Linked DNA regions of Homo sapiens: all the other regions are linked to region 2. The links are chromatin contacts, found by Hi-C in ENCODE. All regions are on one chromosome and are shown on one strand. Each heading gives the region's core, a stretch centred on a gene start or an enhancer-like site at or near the end of the contact. The rest is flanking DNA. Distances are from core to core; before and after follow the strand shown. Region 1 holds the start of ACTR5 (actin related protein 5). Region 2 holds the start of MROH8 (maestro heat like repeat family member 8). Region 3 holds the start of DHX35 (DEAH-box helicase 35).

What was found. Hi-C counts contacts between places; a loop is a spot of excess contacts on that map. Pooled maps may share reads with other maps.
Region 1: a loop to region 2 is called in a pooled map, with 8 times the contacts of the local background. The contact joins the promoter of ACTR5 here to the promoter of MROH8 in region 2. A Hi-C loop is called at or near these places in 5 of 50 pooled maps.
Region 3: a loop to region 2 is called in a pooled map, with 7 times the contacts of the local background. The contact joins the promoter of DHX35 here to the promoter of MROH8 in region 2. A Hi-C loop is called at or near these places in 4 of 50 pooled maps.

Annotation. Positions count from the first base shown.
Region 1 is chr20:38,746,661-38,749,730 of GRCh38, forward strand. ACTR5 (actin related protein 5) reads left to right here and starts at 1,800. Exons shown (of 9, transcript NM_024855.4): 1 at 1,800-2,193. The coding sequence starts at 1,819. RefSeq lists silencers at 1,276-1,545, 1,846-2,035 and an enhancer at 1,396-1,897.
Region 2 is chr20:37,178,298-37,181,347 of GRCh38, forward strand. It overlaps MROH8 (maestro heat like repeat family member 8), which reads right to left and starts at 1,251. Exons shown (of 25, transcript NM_152503.8): 1 at 1,092-1,251; 2 at 926-1,090. The coding sequence starts at 1,183. It overlaps RPN2 (ribophorin II), which reads left to right and starts at 1,033. Exons shown (of 17, transcript NM_002951.5): 1 at 1,033-1,072. The coding sequence starts at 1,060. RefSeq lists enhancers at 591-1,150, 659-738, 1,089-1,138, 1,151-1,708 and a silencer at 1,259-1,308.
Region 3 is chr20:38,960,584-38,963,844 of GRCh38, forward strand. It overlaps DHX35 (DEAH-box helicase 35), which reads left to right and starts at 1,761. Exons shown (of 22, transcript NM_021931.4): 1 at 1,761-1,824. The coding sequence starts at 1,785. RefSeq lists a silencer at 1,626-1,745 and an enhancer at 1,786-2,095.

The sequences.
Region 1 (3,070 bases), core at 550-3,049, 1.6 Mb after region 2:
ACAGGTGTGAGCCACTGCGCCCAGCCAGTGCTTTTTCATATTAATATACATAGACACAATTCTTAAATTAACATTCACTAACTTACATTTACTGGTTTCTGTGTTCTGCTGGTCCCCCTCTTAATTAACTTAACGATGGTTACTTCAGATATCTGAACAATGGACGTGTGTTGAAAGACAACACAACCTGATTTTTGCCACTGGGCTGGCTCCCAATCTGGTTTAGGTGTGTTAACAGGCTGGGCCCGTCGTCTCAAGCCTGTAATCCCAGCACTTTGGGAGGCCGAGGCAGGCGGATCACTTGAGCCAAGGAGTTCGAGACCAGCCTGGCCAACGTGGCGAAATCCCGTCTGTATTAAAAATAAAAAAAATTAGCTGGGTGTTGTGGAGCATGCCTGTAATCCCAGCTACTCGGGAGGCTGAGGCAGGTGAATTGCTTGAACCGGGGATGTGGAGGTTGCAGTGAGCCAAGATCACACCACTGCACTCCAGCCTGGGTGACAGAGCCAGACTCCGTCTTAAAAAAAACAAACAACAACAACAACAAACACTGTTAATAGAGGTTCTTGAGATAAGTTAGGAGTTTCATTTCTCGCTTACAATATCTTTTGTAACTAATTTGATTTTATCTCTCAAACTGAAGTGTTATAGACCTGGTAGAGTAGATTCAAGGCAGCTGCTCTATTCTTTTTCTTCTTTCAAAATGGTTATGGCCAGCATGGGCAACATAGTGAAATCCCTTCTCTACTAAAAATATAAAAATTAGCTGGGCGTGGTGGTGCACGCCTGTAATCTCAGCTACTTAGGAGGCTGAGGCGGGAGAATCACTTGAGTCCAGGAAGTCGAGGCTGCAGTGAGCCGAGATCGCCCCACTGCACAAAAAAAGGTTGTAGTAAAACAACTGCTCTAATTCTTACCCCCTTAGCTAGTGAAAAGATGGAAATGCGACAGGATAGAGCGCGACGAGTGCTTTTAGGGCTAAAACTGAGTGGGTCACACACATGGCCTCCTCTCCCACCCGCTCCTGGCCAGAATTTAGTCACATGAGCGCATCTAGATCGCAGCCAGACGGATGGCCACGTGGGAGTGGGAGGTGATGCCACTAAAAGAGAGGGAATGCTTGGGGAACAATCAGCAGTCTTTTCTCAGGGTTTGAGAAAACACTGTGTCTTAGTGAGAAGACACAGTCTGTGCGAGTTAGTAAAGTGAACAGAACTGAGTAGTCAGCTCCCTAGTCAAGAAATTGAACAGTCGGCAGAGTTTGAGATTTCTTAACGTAAAGGAAGCGTCAAAAGATAAAGGACCCTTCTAGCCAGGACGCAAGACTGAGGGCGAGACAGCCACGCGGAGGCGGGGCCGCCGGCGGTCGAAGGTGCGCGCCCGGCCGACGGTGCGCGCCCGGCCGACGGTGCGCGCCCGGCAATGGGGCGTGGCCAGGCAGAGAGGCGGGGCTCCACCGAGCGCGGCGCTGAAGCTGGCAGCCAGAAAGGGGCGGGGCCTGGCGGCGATAGGCTTTGGGGCGGGGCTTCCAAACCGGGCGTCCCGGCTAGAGTGAAGGGGCGTGGGCACTCATAGGCTATTGGGGGAGAGGTTAAGAAACGTAGAATTTCGCAGCCAGAATGGGTACGTCTCAGCGATCCTGAAAGCAGCCTTGACAGCCAGAGGCGAGTCAAGTGGAAAGGCTGGCCGGGCTTCGAGAAGGGAGGGGGCATCGAGGTACTTAAAGGCCTGAATCGCGCGGCGTGACGTCGGGGGCGCGGTTTCGCGGCGTCTGGGCGGACACTGCGCCGAGGGGCGGGGCTGGACGCGCGCTCCAAGATGGCGGCGAACGTGTTCCCGTTCCGCGACGCCCGTGCCGCACCGGACCCAGTGCTGGAGGCCGGCCCGGTGGCACACGGGCCACTGCCGGTACCGCTGGTGCTGGACAACGGGTCGTTCCAAGTCCGCGCTGGCTGGGCGTGTCCCGGGCAGGACCCAGGTCCCGAGCCGCGCCTGCAGTTCCGCGCGGTGTGCGCCCGCGGTCGTGGCGGGGCACGGGGCGCGTCGGGCCCGCAGGTGGGGAACGCTCTGGGCAGCCTGGAGCCACTGCGCTGGATGCTGCGCTCGCCCTTCGACCGCAACGTGCCGGTCAACCTGGAGCTTCAGGAGTTGCTGCTGGACTACAGCTTCCAGCACCTGGGTGTCTCCTCACAGGTGAAGGGCGGAGTAGGCTGGGCTGGGCTGGGTTTGAGGGGAGGGGTGCGGTCTCGTCTCCGCTCACTCTGCTCTCGGAGAGGTAACAGTCACTTCAGTAGCTCCGATTGTCTTTTAGTCGACCAGATGCTAGGCGCTGTGGGTGTAGCAGCGAATAAAATGCTGCTCCTTGTATCTTGGAGCATACCTTTGGGCATATATGCTTGTTTGTTAAGAAGCCCATTTATTAACAAATACGTATTGAGCACTTACTCTGTGTCAGGCACTTTTTAGGCATTTGGAGTACATGTGTGAACACAAAACTTCCTGTGCTTATGGAGCTGTTAATACTATGGAAAGATATTCTAGTATGAAAAGGCAGACAGTAAACATAGAAATAGTAGATTCTACGCCGTGATAGGAGAGGAGGGAGTTACATTTTTTCAGTAAGATGGTCAGGGTAGGACTCGTGAAGGTGATGTTTGAGCAAGGACTTGAAGGAGGTGATTCAGGTAGCAAGCCATGTGAATATCTGAAGGAAAAACGGTCCAGGCAGAGGGAGCAGCCAGTAAAAAGGCCCCGAGGCAGGAGTGTGCCCTAATCCTAACTGCAAGGCTGCCTGTGTGAGGGGGAGAGTAGTACCTGAAAGAGGATGTCAGAGAGGTAGTGGAGAGGCAGATCACACACCTTATAGGCTTTTACTGAGTGAAATGGGGAGCCATGGCAGGGTGTTGAGCTGAAGAAGGACCTGACTTGTGTTTTAAAAGGATCACTATTACTGCTGTATGGAGAATGAATTGTCTTGGATCATAGGGTGGAAACAGGGACGAGTTAGGAGGCTGTTGGAATAACCCAGGTAAGGGATGATGGTGGCTTAGATGAGGCAGATAGCAGGGAA
Region 2 (3,050 bases), core at 1-2,500:
AGATCCCGTATCAATAAAAAAGGAAAGAAAAGAAATAATGCTTGTAGAGCGTTCGGCACAGTGTCGGGTTATACTGTAAACATTCAGTAGTTGGCGCTAGTTATTAGAGCGGTGTTCCTGGATGAGCCACCTCCATGTTGAGCCTGTAAAACTGGCCTAATATGTTCTCTATGAGTCACTGCATTGCTCTGCAAATCAGATAAAACGTCACTCGTAGGTCAGTTATTAACAACCCCACTGATAATCTTTGGAAAAAACTGACATAATTTTCTTTTTCTTTTTTTTTTGGTGAGACGGAGATTTACTCGTTGCCCAGGCTGGAGTGCAATGGCGCGATCTTGGCTCACCGCATCCTCCGCCTCCCAGGTCCAAGCGATTCTCCTGCCTCAGGCTCCCGAGTAGCTGGGATTACAGGCATGTGTGACCACGCCCGGCTAATTTTGTATTTTTAGTAGAGACGGGGTTTCACCGTGTTGCCCAGGCTGATCTCGAACTCCTCACCTCAGGTAATCCGCCCGCCTCGGCCTCCCAAAGTTCTGGGATTACAGGCGTGAGCCACTGCGCCCGGCCAGAAACTGCCACAATTTTCTAAAGAGGAAAAAAAAATCCCTTCTAAGCTATCCCCTCCCGACGAGACCCTTCCTGTTCCTTTAAAATGGGCCGGGCAGCAGAAAGACGAGTGAGTGACAGCAGACAGGCCAATCAGAAGCGGCCCCGTCTCGGGCCCACCCCGAGGCCTGGCCCAACCGCGTCCCGGTAGCTCCCGGAATAGGAGCGTTGCGAGACGGTCGGTTCCAAGTGGGCCTGGGCGCGGGGGAGAGGCGGGTCTGTCCTCGGGAACTGCAAGGCCCTGTGAGCGGGAGGACTGGGATCCCGGCCGCGGCTGCTGGAAGCGTCGAAGCTCAGCGGGGCCGCGGACACTGACCTGTGCTTAGAACTCATCCTGGCCCGCAGAGCCTGCCGCGAGTCCCTGGCGTCCCCTGTGGCGGGCTCTTGGAGCCACTTTCCCGAGCGGAAGTCAGCCCGCGGCTCGGACTCCGGCGGGACCTGCTCGGAGGAATGGCGCCGCCGGGTGAGGAGTTGCGCGTGGCTTTGGGGAGAGGGCTGTCGCCCGCGGGAGGTTACTAGTCGCCGCTCGAGAGCCGGCCAGGCGGGATCCCCTTCCCCTGCGGGACAGGGGCATGGGCACAAGCTCTGGCTGGGGCGCTCTCGGATCGAGGGTCCGAAGGAGGGCTGCGAGCTGGTGGGAGTGCCCGCGACCTGGCGGGGTTGGTGCCTGGGGGAGGGGTGCAGCGCGGAGCTACGGGTCGCCCCGAGGCTCAGCCGTGGGGACCGCGGACGCGCTTAGCCTAGGTCTGGCCTCATTCATTTCACTCGCGCGGGCTTCTGGGCCAGGCGGCCTAAGGTTCTGGTCCCGGCGCTGCCCCTTACTCCGTGTGAGGTTTTGGGCAGATTGTCCTTCTTTGTGCTGTAGTTTCCCATTCAGTGAAAGGGGCAAAGAAAACCCTCACTTCTCTCTGGGAGCCTGGAGCATAAGTTCTCAAGTGACACTCTAGGTGCAAACTTGCAGTCGGCCACGTATTCATTGTGTAACCCAAAGCAGGTTACTTAACCCCTCTACACCTCAGTTTCTCATCTGTAAAATAAGTTAGTCAAATTAGTCACGTTATCTGCCTCGTTGAGTTGCTTTATTAAGTGAAATAATCTTCGTGCTTAGTTTAGAACAGTGCATGGCCCTAGGTAAGAACTAAGTTAACTGCATTGGAAGTTACTGAGTAGACGCTGTGCAGGGTGGAATTTCATGTAGCCTCATCGTAACTTTGGAAGCATGTACTCTTGTTACTACCATTTGACAGATGAGAAGTTGGAATCCCACGGAAGGGAACTTACTTGCCCAGGGTGACACATGAATGAGTCAGTGGCTCACCGTTTCATTATTTGAGAAGTTCAGGATAGTAAAGTGGTTAAAAGCAGACTTTGGATTCAAATTGCCTGAAGTTTGATTTTCAGTGATGTGTCCTAGGGCAGGTAACTACTTCTGAGCCTTACTTTCCTGGTCTGTGAAATGCAGAAAATAGCCACCTTGCTTAGATGTTGTGAGGATTTAATGATTTGGTGTGTGCAAAGCACAGCATAGCGTGGGCATACCTAACATATTAAGTGCTCAACTTTTAGTCAGAAAAGTTACTGCTCTCGTTAACATGGAGTGAGAAGATTAGGATTCTGACACAGGTGCTGTTTTAGGGGAATTTACGGTCTAGGTGGGAAAATGCTAGTCGCAGCCATTCACTAGATCTTCATATATTGGGTACCCGCCTGTGCACAAGGCATTGGGGATTCAGCATTAGTATCTTGACTCCGCTCTCTCTTAGGTCTTTCTGTCCATTAGCAGTTTCTGATAGGCTTTGACTTTGAATTCTAGCCAGACTAACTCTCATCACTTCTCATCATGTTCACTGCTGTTGCCCTGGTTTGGGCCACCATCATCTTCTGGCTTGGATTATGGCGGTAGTCTCCCAACTGGTGTCCCCTGCTCTGTCCTTGCACCTGCATGGTCTGTTCTCCACACAGTATTGTTTATTCTCAACACAGTAATACCATTAGAGTGTAAGTCAAATCACTCCTCTGCTTAGAACTTTCCAGTGGTCTCCAGCCGGGTGCGGTAGCTCACGCCTGTAATCCCAGCACTTTGGGAGGCTGAGGCGGGCGGATCACGAGGTCAAGAGATCAAGACCATCCTGGCCAACATGGTGAAACCCCGTCTCTACTAAAAAGACAAAAATTAGCTGGGCATGGTGGCACGTGCCTGTAGTCCTAGCTACTTGGGAGGCTGAGGCAGGAGAATCGCTTGAACCCGGGAGGCGGAGGCTGCAGTGAGCCGAGATCGCGCCACTGCACTCCAGCCTGGCAACAGAGCGAGACTCTGTCTAAAAAAAAAAAAAAGAACTTTCCAGTGGCTTCCACTACGGTGGTATACAAGGCCCTCTGGATTTGTCCTCTGCTACCTCTGTTACCTCATCTACTTCTTACCCTTTGCTTATTCCACTCAA
Region 3 (3,261 bases), core at 511-3,010, 1.8 Mb after region 2:
CTCAATAGGCACTTGTTACTGGGCTACGAATGTGAATGTGACATGGTCCTCGTCCTCAGTAAGTTCCCTGTGTAATAGTGGCGGCAGGTAAACTACAGATCAACTAAAACTAAGCCTAAAGCATGATGTTTATCTACACTCAATAGGCACTTGTTACTGGGCCACGAATGTGAATGTGACATGGTCCTCGTCCTCAGTAAGTTCCCTGTGTAATAGTGGCGGCAGGTAAACTACAGGCAACTAAACTACAGGTCACTTTTCTCACAAAAGTGAGAATACAGTTCCTAGACTACAAGGGGGAATGTTTAAGTTGGATAGATAATTTAGAGCTAGCCCTTTAAGGGATAAAGATAATTTAAAGGATGGATGGAGAATTCTAGGCCGAGGGACTAACAGATATTGAGTCCCTACATTAATTACTATAAAAATAAATCAAAGAAGATTCTTACATGAACCTATGCAGGTAAATTCAGATTTTTTTCCCCCTGGTGGATTTGCTCTGAGTTGAGGTAATGAGAGCTAACATTGATTCAGTGCCTGCTATGTTTTGCACTGTTAGGTACTTTACATGTTATCTCATGTAATACCTCTTTAAACCTCATTTTACAACTAAAATTAAATGACAGCTAGGAGCTAGGAAATGGCAAAGTTACGATTCCAAGTCTGGACTGGTTGTCCACAAAAGCCCCTGCTCTTGCCATAATGATGCCACTTCTTTCAAAGAATTCAGAATTTTCTTCACAGCTTTAAAAATGCATAGATTCTGAAGCCTCTCACTTCCTTCCAATTAGTTGCCTACCTAGAAAGTTATTTCCTCCACTTGAGCTCATCACCCCTTCTTAGCGCTCCTTTGGATTACTGTAATTTCTTTTTCTTTGACCTCACCTTTCGTCTGATGGATTAGTGTAATCTTTCCCAAATTTGTTAATCTGAAGAATTCAGGAGCTTCTCAAAATGCAGGTTCCCAAGCCATGCTCCAGGACATCGATTCAGAATTGGATCAAGGCCTAGAATCTGTGTTTTTAACAAGCATTTGACTCAAGGGTATCAAATTGGAGGAAGCACTGAGTTGGTGGACTACCTTAATTGATCTACCCATTTTCAGTCTCTTCTGCCAACCCATTCGCTCCACCCCACCCCCAGTCCGTTTTTCCGTTTTGCCCTCAAGGTCCCTGAAGACTTCCATATCATTTCGCATTGTTTTATTTGGGGCACTGTGCCGCACTACCTGGGCCCACAGCAGGCGCGCAATATTTACTGACAAATACAACCCACGAGGTAGTTCCTATTATTACCCTTCAATTTGAAATTGAGAATAAAACAGAAGTCGACAAGTTGAGGTAGCTTGTGACATCAGTATTTCGTATTTAATCCAGAAAGCACTGCTTCAACGCCCAGTGCGTGCAAGGTTCCACTCTCGGGCCAGCGGTCCTCTCCCAAAGCCCGTTCTTCCTAAGTGTGCGGCCGCCATCCAGGACACGCCACGCTCGTAAAAGGTCACCTGAAGCATCTACCCTCCACGCTCAAGAGGTAGGCGGAGGAGCGCGCCCTTTTCTCCAAAATGGCTGAGCAGGGTCACGTGGGCTCGGGGGCGGGGCCGGTGCGCTCGCCGGAGCCTGGAAGTGGGTCACGTGGCTCAGACGGGGGCGGTAGCTGTGGGGGCGTGGCCGTCACACGGCGCGATCCGTCTGGGCAGCGGCTCTTCGGGGGCCACGCCCTCCGGGCCCTGGGGGCCTAGCGCGCGACGGTGGGGTGGAGCTAGCCTCGTGACCTTTTACCCCAACATGGCTGCGCCCGTGGGACCGGTGAAGTTCTGGCGACCCGGTAAGGCCCTTGGTGGAACGCTGGGCAGATGCGGCGGCCTGACTTCGGTCTTGGCGCCGCGGCCGGCGCCCTGGGGCCAGCAGACCTGCTCGCAGGCCTGACCTCGGCGAGCTGGGCGCTGCCGCCTCTGTGCGGGGGGAGCTCTGGCTCAGGCTCCCCAGTGGTCCCGAGGGATTTGGGGGTGCTCCCCTAGCGTGAGCAGAAACTCTTTGTGACCTTGTTAAAGTGGTCCAGCCTCCTCAGGCCTCGTCTTCCTCGTTACTGATGCTTGTCCTGCCCACCCCGCGAGATGGGGAATCCTAAAGCTCCCTCTCGTGTCTCGTTAGCGCCCTGGGGTTGCGCTGTGGCCCGACAGACAATGCTGCTCGCTGCTGGAGGCTTGCAAGCCCAAGTTATGGAGTCAGACTGTCCGGGTTCGAATTTTCGTCTCTGCCTTGTAGTAGGGTGACCTTGGGCGAGTCACTTAATGCCTCTGAGCCATGACTTCTTTACCTGTAAAGTGGGCAGAACAATAGCTTCTATGCTGTGGGCTTAAATGACAAGCAGAACGCGTTGTCAGACTTAGAATAAATGCTCAAAAAAAGGGAAAGTGTGTTATTTTCTTTTAGGATAATTGTTGTCCACTCCGAATGTCTACTAGAAAAGGGAACAGTCCTTCATATTGGCTGCCAGCCACTTCCTCTCTTACAGACTAACACGAATCACAATCACAAAATGCTTTACTTGTTTTGTCTTGATATTTACTCATTAATCAGGTTTTTACTGAATGTGCATATGCCAGACCGTACTAGATGCATTACTTCCTCTCTGCAAACAGTTTCTTGTAAAAAACAAAAGTTTTTAAATTACAGCTACCAGCTTGATTTTTTTCTACCACCTGCACCCCTGCAGGTCTGGATGTGCAAAGTATATTGCAGCAAAAATGAAATGACACCAAGAATGTAATATAAGCAAAGCTTTTAATTTTTCAGTGGTTCTCTGAAATTCTGACCATGCATATAAGTGATGTGAGAGATAAACCCAAGCAAGAGATATGTTTAATGCTTTTTAAAAATTTGTAGTCTGTCACTTGACAGTTTTATGGTTCAGCATTTCAAGTCATCAGCCAATTATCCATCCTGAGTTTTATTTGCATCCAAAACTAGGAACTTACTAAGTAATGAATACTTTTAATTTATTCACGCTTTTAGTAACAGGTGAAAGTGTTAGGTATAATAAAGAGCTGAATTAATTGTTTGAAATCAGACCAGGGTACTATTTTGGTTAAAGAACGTGGAATTACTCTTAAGAGTTCTATTTCATTATTTAGTTCATCCATTGAGGGTACACTTATTGAAAACCTAATCCTGTGTTCAGGAGACAAATACAGATGCTCAGGGCTCTGCTCTCAAGTTACTGTCTCTCTCTTAATTGAATATAAAGTTAGATGTCCTCTAG